2 separate regions of the Homo sapiens genome follow, and region 1 is linked to region 2. Evidence: read pairs that join two places in POLR2A ChIA-PET (ENCODE). Cell type or tissue: GM12878. All regions are shown on one strand. Links, peaks and the distances in the headings refer to the core of each region. The heading gives the core; the rest is flanking DNA.

Region 1 (5,351 bases), core at 1-5,000, 360 kb before region 2:
AATACAGTCACAAAAATCTTAAAGCTAAAAGAGCTGAGAGTGTTAATACAACCCCTTCAGCCCAAAGGTCAAGATGGTGCTCCTCACTAAATGTTTAGGTTGAGAAAAGACAAGAAAGTGGCCAGTTTAAGCATAGGCAAACTTTATATATTATGCAAGACCCTACATGTAATGGATGTGTAAACTATACACAATCCAGTTGAAGATACAAAACAAGGTGTATTTAACCAAACATCAATCTGGTAATAAAACAGAAATTTTAAAAGTAAAGAAAATAAAAGCTGGTTGAGTTTTGGGGGTTTTTCTTGAGACAGAGTCTCCCTCTGTCGTCCAGGCTGGAGTGCAGTGGCCCAATCTCAGGTCACTGCAATCTCTGCCTTCCGGGTTCAAGCGATTCTCCTGTCTCAGCCTCCCGAGTAGCTGGGATTAGAGGCGTGCGCCATCACGCCTGGCTAATGTTTGTATTTTTAGTAAACAGGGTTTTGCCATGTTGGCCAGGCTGGTCTCGAACTCCTGAACTCAGGTGATCTGCCCGCCTTGGCCTCCCAAAGTGCTGGGATTACAGGCATGAGCCACCACGCCCAGCCTGGTTGAGTTTCTAAGAAAGAGAAACTTGACTTCAGGAGCTGAAAGTTACTAGAATGACAAGAGCCAAGTTACCTCAGAAACCTAGGACAGATTGAAAGCTGGAAGAGAAAGAGAAAGACAGCCATACAAGTCCAGTAAAGAGTAAACCTGGCTGAAATGAATTAAAAAGTGAGGCTCTGTCATACCTCTAAATAGATCCAATGACCCAAAACTCTAGTCACAGGTGACTGTATTTGGAACAGACACCTAACCTAAGATGGACCAGAAACTCATGAGATATCAAGAGACAGTTCAGTAGTCTCCTTGTGTAGCTAGAAATGTAATTCATAGATGTCTTTTGAGAATCTGTGTTGCCATATTCTGTAAAATGAACAGAAAAGCAAATAAAACCAGTGTATTAAAAAAGAGCAGAGGCCAGGTATGGTAGCTCACACCTGTGTAATACCAACACTTTGGGAAGTTGAGGCAGGAGGATCACTTGAGCCCAAGAGTTCAAGAATAGCCTAGCTAACACAGCAAGACCCTATCTCTATAAAATATTTTTTTAATTAGCAAAAAAAAAAAAAAAAAAAAAAAAAAAGAGAGAAGACAATGAGTTATACAGAGAGAAATAGAGTGGGATGACAAAAACCCAAGTCCTGATGGCTTCCTAAATCTCAATTCCTGTCCCTTCTTGCAGCAAAGCTCTGCACTCCTCCCCTTGATGTCAAGAGGTACTCCTATAACCTTATGATTAATTTGCCTTTGAACTTCGCTAACACAACTTGTTTTACATTACTAGCCATTAGTGTGACTGAACTAATACAAATCCAAAACACTATAGACAAAAAAAAAAAAAAAAAATAGACCGAAATAGGTAACTGGTGCTCAAATCCCAAACCCACCCAAACCTACCCACTGAAAAGGCAAAGCAATGGGGAAAAAGACAGTAAATTCTGTCTTTTCTATATTCATTTCACATATTTGGCCATCCCCCTCATAGATAAAACAAAAAGCTCAAGCTTGACTGAGAAACAGAACATAAATATCAGCATGCTATAGGCTTTATGGACCTGGAAAAAAATCTGCTCAAACAAATCTTACCTGTTATCAGTGCTGGATCTATCCCTAGCAAGTGTAGAAACAGCAACAGGCAAGCCAAGATTTGAAGAAAGAGTGACATTTTCCAAAATCCCACTGTTACCAAATAATGAATTGGTGAGAAAGCTTGGAAATGATTCTTCTGCTATACCTCGAAAATCTTCCATCTCACTGCAATAACAAAAGTATTTCTATAGGTCACATATTACTATAAAATGTTTTTAAATGATTAAAAGCATTGTCTTAGAAAACTAATAAATCTTAGGAAAAAAATCCTTTTTTTAGCATTAGTAAGGGGGAAATAGGCAAATAGTCTGAGGTAAAATAAATCTCAGAATACTTTGCTACTTTATAGATGAGAATAGAAACCTTAAACATTAAACTTACCTTCTTATAATTAACATAATAATGCAATACAACACATTTTAATTTGCCCTTTGCTTGGTGTAGCTAGGAAAATGAATTACTACAAACTTATCTAGTAAAGAAAGCAAAGATGGCATAACACTGATGGTATATACAAATGATTTTAGGACATATTTAAAAGTTTGGTAGTTACATACTCATTCTAATACGGAACAGAAAAAGTACAACCAGCAAAAATCTAGCCCGGATCTCAGTGTTGTTAAGACTGAATTAAAAAGTGAACCCATTCAAAGAACAATTTTCAGTTAAAGTATAGTTGGCACATGGACAAGGTAAAAGTGGTAAAAGGGGTACCCAAATGACTAAATCTGGAAAACACCAGCACAAAACCTATGCTATTACTAGAGAACCTGACCACGGTGCTCTGAAGATGTTAGCTAGTCTCAACAATTTTTCAGAGTACGTATCATATACACACTGCATGGAAATCAGTAAAGGAAATAATGGCAGAAGGATAAAAAGATAAATAATCAGGAAAAGCTAAAAAAAATGAGAGGATATTGGCAATGCGCCTTGAAGACTGAGAAGAACTTTTATAGGCAGAGTATGGGATGAGAGAGTTTATTTAGGATGATAAACATGAGCCAAGAAGGAAAAGAATTAAATTTTATTGCATATCTACTAACTTAGCTCACTGAATCCACAGAAAATCTTACAATGTAGGTATTATCCCATTTTACAGGTGAAGAAACAAACTGAGAGACTAAATTAGCTCAATTTTCCCAAGGTTGCAATTAGTAAGATTCAAACCCAGGTCTGACTCGAAAATCCACTCTAAGTGCTAGGTCTATGCTGGCAGTAGCAAATACTCCAATGCATTTTGGCAGCAGGTGAACAAAATAACACAGTAAACGAAGCTAGAATAACAGAATGGAGCCAGATTCTAAAAGTCTGAAACGGTGTGTTGGAAAGTTTGAACTGTACTCTGCAACCAACAAAGAACTGACACAATCAACCTATTATACAGGAAGGGAGAGGACTTAAAAACCTGGAAGACTATTCAAAGAGCTACTTCAGTAATAAAGGAGTATACTAGGATCAATGACAAATTGGATTAAAGCATAGATTTTAGACAGTATGGACTAATTATAAAATATAAAAAGAAAAAGAAGAAGTTTTATGACCACTAAAGAGATTATGAGGCCAGGTGCGATGGCTCATGTCTGTAATCCCAGCATTTTGGGAGGCTGAGGCAGGCGAATCACTTGAGTTCAGGAGTTCAAGACCAGCCTGGCCAACGTGGTAAAACCTCGTCTCTACTAAAAATACAAAAACTAGCTGGGCGTCATGGCGGGCACCTGTAATCCCAGCTATTTGGGAGGCTAAGGCAGGAGAATCACCTAAATCTGCGAGGTGGAGGTTGCAGTGAGCCGAGATTGCGCCCCTGTACTTCAGCCTGGGTGATGGAGCGAGACTCTATCCCCCCCAAAAATAAGAAGAACTTACTTGTTTTGGAATAGGAGTTAAAAGAAATTAAAGAATGTGTAAGCAGAAACTCAGTTCTATGTAAGAAAACCCAATTCCCCCTGAGAAAGAGAAAGAGCTGGAGCCCTTTAAAAATTATCTGCCTGTTTTTCTGTGGCTAGTAAGCCTTATCTCTCCTCCTTTCCCAGGCATTGTGAAGACCCTGTTTCTCTAGCTGTGCAGCTGCAAGGTCACTAGACAGATAAACTCAAGCCATAAAACACATTTTTTCCTTGGAAAGTAAGAAATGATATAATGCATGTCTCAATTAATTGAATAATTGTCTTTGTTTCTTGCTTCTGTAATATGCTTCCTCCTGCACAGATTCCCCCCTGCCGCCCCACGAAATCCTTAAAAGGTAACTTAACTCTTTGTTCAGGGCTCAGACTTGTTCAGGGCTCAGACTTTTTGGATGTTAATCCGACTGGGCCGGTGCACCTAAATAATATATCCTCCTCAACCCCTCGGTCTGATTCCTAAATTATCCCACAACAGTTTATGAAGTGTCCATGCCCCTGTCTGAAGCCCACCTCTTCACTTTGCACTCGATCCCAACCCCTCACTGCACTGACAACCACTCTACCAATCGGCCCCCTTCCATAACATGATCGAGTCTTCTGTCTGTGCAAGCCCTCCCACGCTGGGCATGCTGTTATTTCTCCCACCTTTTAAAAAAAGCCTTCCTCTACCTCACACCCCCATTATCCCCCTGAACTGCCACCACACCTATCCATGCTCCCTTTATCACAGGCTTCCAGAGGAATCATGACTGGCATCCAGTTCCACTCCCATCCTCTCCTGAACGCACCCCACTCTGGCCTTCATCCCACCACACCACCAAAAAAATGCTTGTCAGCATCAGCCCTGATCTCCCTGTTGCCAAGCCGTAGCATACTATAATCTACCTCCGGTCCTTCTTCTGTAGCCTAACATTCAGGTGATTACTCCTTCCTTGGGGAAATACTTTCTTGGCTTCATTTCTCAGACACAGCTGTCTGGTTCTCCTCCAACTCCACCAAGCTGCTGCTTTCCCTTCTCCTTGGCCAGTTCCTCCTTATCTCCTAGACCTCCACAGAGTGGAAGCCTCCAGGGCTTGATCTTCAACTTCTTCCATCAACTCACCCTCTCTGGGTGATTGCCTTCAATTTCAAAGCTTAAAATATCACGTAAAATGTACACCTCCATCTTGGGCCTTTCCCCGAACCTCAGGTATTCAACCGCCTCCACAACACTTCCACTTAGATGTCTAACAAGCACCTACATTTGAATCTTGATTCCAATTAATTCCCATCCCCTCAAGAAATGCCTGCCCTTCAGCCTTCCCCACCAGCGAAAATGACAACTCCAACACCTAGCTGCTTAGGCCAAAAACCGTAGTCATCTCTGAGATCCCTCTCACACCCCATCACGTGCAATCCCTATGCAAATCTCTAGAGTTATACATTAACAACCTGCCCAGGACCTTGCTGCATCCCCCCAACCTACCCCCCAACCCTGCTATGACCTTGGTCAGGCCACCACCACTTCCTGCCTGGACACTCACTGCAATAGCCTTTGGTCTCCAGGCCTCCTCTCTGCCTCCCCTAGTCTACTCTCCACACACGAAAGTCACCCTATAACATTACTGAAACGTCCTCACTCCTTAGCTCAAACCCTCCCTCCACTGGTTCCCCATCTTATTCAGAGTAAAAGGCAGTCTTTAAGATGGCCAACCAGGGCCCAGATAATCTGTGACTTCGTCTCCTCTACTCTTCTCCCTTGCTCACTCCATTCCAGTCATCCTAACCTCCCTG
Region 2 (5,383 bases), core at 294-5,293:
ACACCCAGCCAAATTACTCATGTATAAAATGAATGGATTGAGCAAGATCATTTCCAAGATCCCTTTAAGCTCTGATGTCATGTGATTGGGATTTTTGGATTCCTAGATTAGCTTTTGAGCAGGAATTTGGATGGCAGACCTGTGTAGTTGGTCAAATACTTTGTACTTACAGCCTTTTCATATTACCGTGAGTTACTCACCAATTCAAATTGAATGACCAAGAGCTGTTGAATTCTCACAAAAATTTTTAGTACTTTTACAGCATTTTCAGTTTTATAATGCAGGTCATTGAAAAAAATCTTATTTTATAGACTCTTATGCCCTTTTGGCACTCCTCTATCATTGTTTTTAAGCACTTCATTGTTTTCTGGTACAAAAAGATGTTCCTGACTTACCTTGTAATTTCCCTGTCCCAGCCCTGAAATCAGCCAATTTCCCAAGGAATCCTGATTCTGTTGAAGGGGAATGGGCTTGGCGTGCCCCATGGGCTTCTCCCACTTTTGATGAGCAGAGCTAGGAAATGTTTTGAAGTTGTGTAATATCTCTAGTTACAGTTTGCCACCACAGGGCTCCTTTTCTTCTCACGTTAGGTTTGTGTATTCCTTCTCCCATAGTGTAAGTCATGACTCCCAGCAATATCAGTGTATTTACTCATGTGCTCATTGCTGCAATACATTAAAATAGTTTCAGAATTTTATACTACCAACAAGAAACGTACTACAAAAACTTATAGATTTCTTTGTAATTCTCTTTATCTTCAGAATATATCCTACTGAAGATGTAAACTCACATACTCTTTTTTTTTTTTTTTTTTGAGACAGAGTCTCACTCTGTCACCCAGGCTGGAGTGCACCGGCGCAATCTCGGCTCACTGCAAGCTCTGCCTCCCGGGTTCACGCCATTCTCCTGCCTCAGCCTCCCGAGTAGCTGGGACTACAGGCACTTGCCACCACACCCGGCTAATGTTTTGTATTTTTAATAGAGATGAGGTTTCACCATGTTAGCCAGGATAGTCTCAATCTCCTGACCTCATGATCTGTCTGCCTCGGTCTCCCAAAGTGCTGGGATTACAGGCGTGAGCCACTGCACTTGGCCAACTCATATACTCTTAAAGAGGCTACTCTCTGTTACAGTTTGCCTGAGTGCTCCTCTCTTCCTCCCTCTCTCTCTTCCCCCCATGCAGAGTAGGCTCTCAGTAACTGTTTGCCGAAAGGCAGTCTGTACCCTTCCTTGAGCTGTTTCTGTCCAGTAGTACTTTGCCGAGTAAAATTAATTACCAATTTTATGGGAGTTAAGTATTCTTAACTACCAAAAGCATTAATGGTCTGAACAAACAATCATATGTATAAATAAATAAAATGTATGTTATAAATCACTGTTGAATGTAGAGTTTTATGTAACAATAAATAAATATATAAGTAAAATAACAGTCTTATACTTATCAAACCCTATTATATAAACCCTTAGCTAGTAAGCTCATTTTATATATATGTTCATGTAGTCTTTATTGCTCATATATAATTTTTAATTTAATTCATAGAACCTAAGGCCCCTTATTTTCTGGTCTCAGTTTCAGCCAGTGTTTCTCATTAGGATCATTAAGAGATGAGGAGTTGTGGTTGTCTTCTTTTATTTTTTCATTTTTGTTTTTTTTTCAACCAACTCATTTCAAATAAGAAATTGTGGTTTCAATTTTATTTTTTATTTTAAGAATTGGGAGCATACAAAAGCTATTATTTGTGATTTTTCTTTTGTGATGTCATAATACAGTCTGAGGCATAGAAATTCTAGTTAAGTACTAAAAAAATAACAAGGCTGTTAGAATAACCACTGTGGGCTAGGTGTGAGGGTAAATCCTGGGGAGAGGAAGAAGTGGGAGGATAGTATTGGGTGAAGGGAAAGGTATAGAGCTAAATGCATATTTGAATTTAGGTCAGTGAAATCTAAGTGTAGTCTGGGGAAATTAAATTTTCTAGTACTGACTGGGCATGGTGGCTCACGCCTGTAATCCCAGCACTTTGGGAGGCCGAGGCAGGCAGATCACTTGAGGTCAGGAGTTCGAGACCAGCCTGGCCAACATGGCAAAACCCCATCTCTACTAAAAATACAAAAATTAGCTGGGCATGGTGGTGGGTGCCTGTAGTCCCAGCTACTCACTCAGGAGGCCAAGGTGGGAGAATTACTTGGACCCGGGAGTGGGTGGTTGCAGTGAGCCAAAATCACACCACTGCACTCCAGCTTGGGTGACAGAGTGAGACTGCTTCTCAAAAAAAAAAACAAAAAAAACCAAAAAAACCCAATTTTCTAGTACGCAGTATAATTAATTGTATAATTGTGTTATTCGTTCTTTTTGTTAAAACTATTTAATAAGTGATTCTTTAAAATAGCTGTTTTTGTTTAAGAAGTATGTTTTTGTCAGCGACATTGACAGAAATGTATTAATTGTTCATGTTCTTTGGTATTATGTATCAGTGATGGAGAAAAATACTAATGTTGGTGCAGCCAAATATTGTTCAGTTCTAATTATTCTTTAAGTGAGCCTCTGTTGGAAAAATTACTCAATTAATTATATGGTTTTGCCTAATCATATATTAAAGAAAAACAGTCAGCATATATTAAAGAAAGTATGAATTTAAACATTATTCCTTTCATTGAAATGATCACTGTATCTTTAAACTGGAAATATATTTGCAGTCTTTTAAGATTTCCTAAGGTATACTTAAAATAAAATACCTTTAAAGTATTTTAAGGTGTTTCTTAAAAGAAAGCAAGACTTTCAAATGTTTTTGTTTGATTGATTTATATATCTGTATTAAATATGTACATATGTTTTAGATCTTATTACAGTTAAGCATTTTTTTCTCACCTTTTTTCTTTGTTATTTTTTAATGGGCCTATTTAAACTTAAATCTCTAAGTAGGACCTTCAGGGATATTTGGTCATTCTAGCATCTTTCATTTGCATAGATATTCTCATAGACATAATAAAGCCATAGCCAGAGAAGCTCAAATATTTTTATCAATGATTTAAAAAAGCTGAAATCTTTTTAAAGTAATCCTTTTCATTTTTATTACAGGTAAATTGGGATATTCACAATGTATGGAAACAGAGGTAAGTGAAATACTCAAATATTTCTTAGTAAAGCAGCTTTGCAGTCCTGTTTAGACTAACTTGAGTACTGAACTATCTCACTATAGGTTCTTGGTCTTCTGATAAGATTTCTTTTTTTTTTTTTTTGAGATGGACTTTTGCTCTTGTCGCCCAGGCTGGAGTACAATGGCACGATCTTGGCTCACTGCAACCTCTGCCTCTTGAGTTCAAGCGATTCTCCCGCCTCAGCCTTCTGACTGGCTGGGATTATAGGCACCCACCACCACGCTCAGCTAATTTTTGTATTTTTAGTAGAGACGGGGTTTCACCATGTTGGCCAGGCTGGTCTTGAACTCCTTACCTCAGGTGATCCACCCGCCTTGGCCTTTCAAAGTGCTGGGATTATAGGCATGAGTCACCGCACCTGGCCCTGATAAGATGTTTTGAGAGCAGGTGTGTTTTCTAGGTTTAGGAAGAGTAAAATGTGAAGAAAAATTACTTGCCTTGTCCATATTTTTGTAACGTCAGGTTGTGTTATAAAGAATAGCTTAATTATCATTTTAAAATTTAACCGTATTATTATTTGCAGAATTGAGTTAGCTAAGATCCAGAGCTCTTAGTAATTTCAGTTTTTTTTTCATAATTCAGTGCAGTATGTCATATAATAAATACAGCATTTAAATGTGTTAGACTCCATTGGAGCTGCCTTAATTTAAGAAAAAATAGGGACTTAGAAACAATGTTTTAGTAAGATTAATAATAAATTTGGTGCTTTGTTATTTATACAAGTAGGTTTATTATTATTATTATTTTTTTTTTTTTTTATTTTTATTTTTAGACGGAGTCTCGCTCTGTCGCCCAGGCTGGAGGGCAGTGGCACGATCTCAGCTCACTGCAAGCTCCGCCTCCCGGGTTCACGCCATTCTCCTGCCCCAGCCTCCCAGGTAGCTGGGACTACAGGCGCCCGCCACCGCGCCCAGCTAATTTTTTGTATTTTTAGTAGAGACAGGGTTTCACCGTGTTAGCCAGGATGGTCTCGATCTCCTGACCTCGTGATCCGCCCGCCTCGGCCTCCCAAAGTGCTGGGATTACAGGCATGAGCCACTGTGCCTGGCCTGGTTTATTATTTTTTAATAATTTAATTTCAAATTTCTGATTGTGAAATTTAAGGGGTTTCTATGTGTTCATTGCAGGGATTTCAAGCATAATACTGAAATACCAGGTCAGCATATATGTGTGGTGTTCTTTTCAGTAGCAGTTTCATCATCCTTAGATTGGGGGTGTTGGGTGTTTTGTTAGTGGCAATGCCCAAATAAAGGATTTAAGAAGTTGTATTTCAAATTTTATAATGCATCTACATATTGTTGTAGGTTTTAGTAAGTTTTAACTGTTGTTTTAAATGAAATGTAGGCTTCCCAAGGGATTATATTGTATAATAGAGAAACAAAAATAATTTATCCCTTTTGGCATTAATTTTTGTATTTTCTTTCTTTTTTTTTTTTCTTTTGAGACAGAGCCTTGCTGTGTCTCCCAGGCTGGAGTGCAGTGGCACAATCTTGGCTCACTGCAACCTCCACCTCCCAGGTTCAAGTGATTCTCCTGCCTCAGCTTCCCGAGTCGCTGGGACTACAGGCACATGCCACCATGCTGGCTAGTTTTTGTATTTTTAGTGAAGACGGGGTTTTACCATGTTGGCCAGGCTGGTCTCAAACTCCCGGTCTCAGGTGATCCACCATTACAGGCGTGAGCCACTGTGCCCGGCCCATTTTTGCATTTTCTATTCAACTTTGAAAGGAGGGACAATTTTTTCCAAGTTAGATCTAAAAAGGCAAGAACTTAATATTTTTATATTGTTAGAATTTTTGATATACTATTCAACATGACACAAAGGGGTGGGATTTGATTTGAGTCAGAAGAGGTAAGTTTTGTGGTTTCTGGGTGTGTATTTTTCTAGCTATGCAATTTTGAGTAAGTAATTTTTCTTCCAGAACTTTGTCTTTCTTATCTATAAAATGTTAATGGTAATTTGTATTAACCTCATAGCTTATGAAATTTTTAAAGAGATACTATATATTAAAATGTTTCATAAACCTTAAATGCACTATTGTGAATTAAGATGATACAAATATAGTCAGCATTCATCTGCATTTAGGTAATGAAATATGAAGATTTTACATACAAGGCACAGTTATCTAATTATCGTTTTATTATATTGTCATAAAATCCACATGATCTTAACATTAGTTTAGTACTCACTTTGTAAAGAAGCATTAGTTCATTTTATCTCCTAATT

The links. ChIA-PET counts read pairs that join two places held together with the same protein. Peaks named below come from ENCODE experiments on the same cell type or tissue, not always from the same donor. Only the 100,000 strongest peaks of a DNase experiment are listed, where the experiment ranks them.
Region 1: POLR2A ChIA-PET joins it to region 2 with 5 read pairs; 2 of 35 experiments call an interaction of 5 or more read pairs at or near these places.

What each region holds. Positions count from the first base shown.
Region 1 is chr18:12,995,909-13,001,259 of GRCh38, reverse strand. It overlaps CEP192 (centrosomal protein 192), which reads right to left. Exons shown (of 45, transcript NM_032142.4): 2 at 1,672-1,839. The coding sequence starts at 1,835. Among named protein-coding and RNA genes, the nearest start is that of CEP192, 7.2 kb to the right of the region's middle. RefSeq lists a silencer at 637-716. In GM12878, for the core only: no CTCF peak of the experiment used is centred there; a DNase peak (open chromatin) is centred at 2,359; H3K4me3 peaks cover 2,725 bases; H3K27ac peaks cover 4,344 bases.
Region 2 is chr18:12,632,790-12,638,172 of GRCh38, reverse strand. It overlaps SPIRE1 (spire type actin nucleation factor 1), which reads left to right. Exons shown (of 17, transcript NM_001128626.2): 2 at 3,077-3,111. Among named protein-coding and RNA genes, the nearest start is that of SPIRE1, 23 kb to the left of the region's middle. In GM12878, for the core only: no CTCF peak of the experiment used is centred there; no DNase peak of the experiment used is centred there.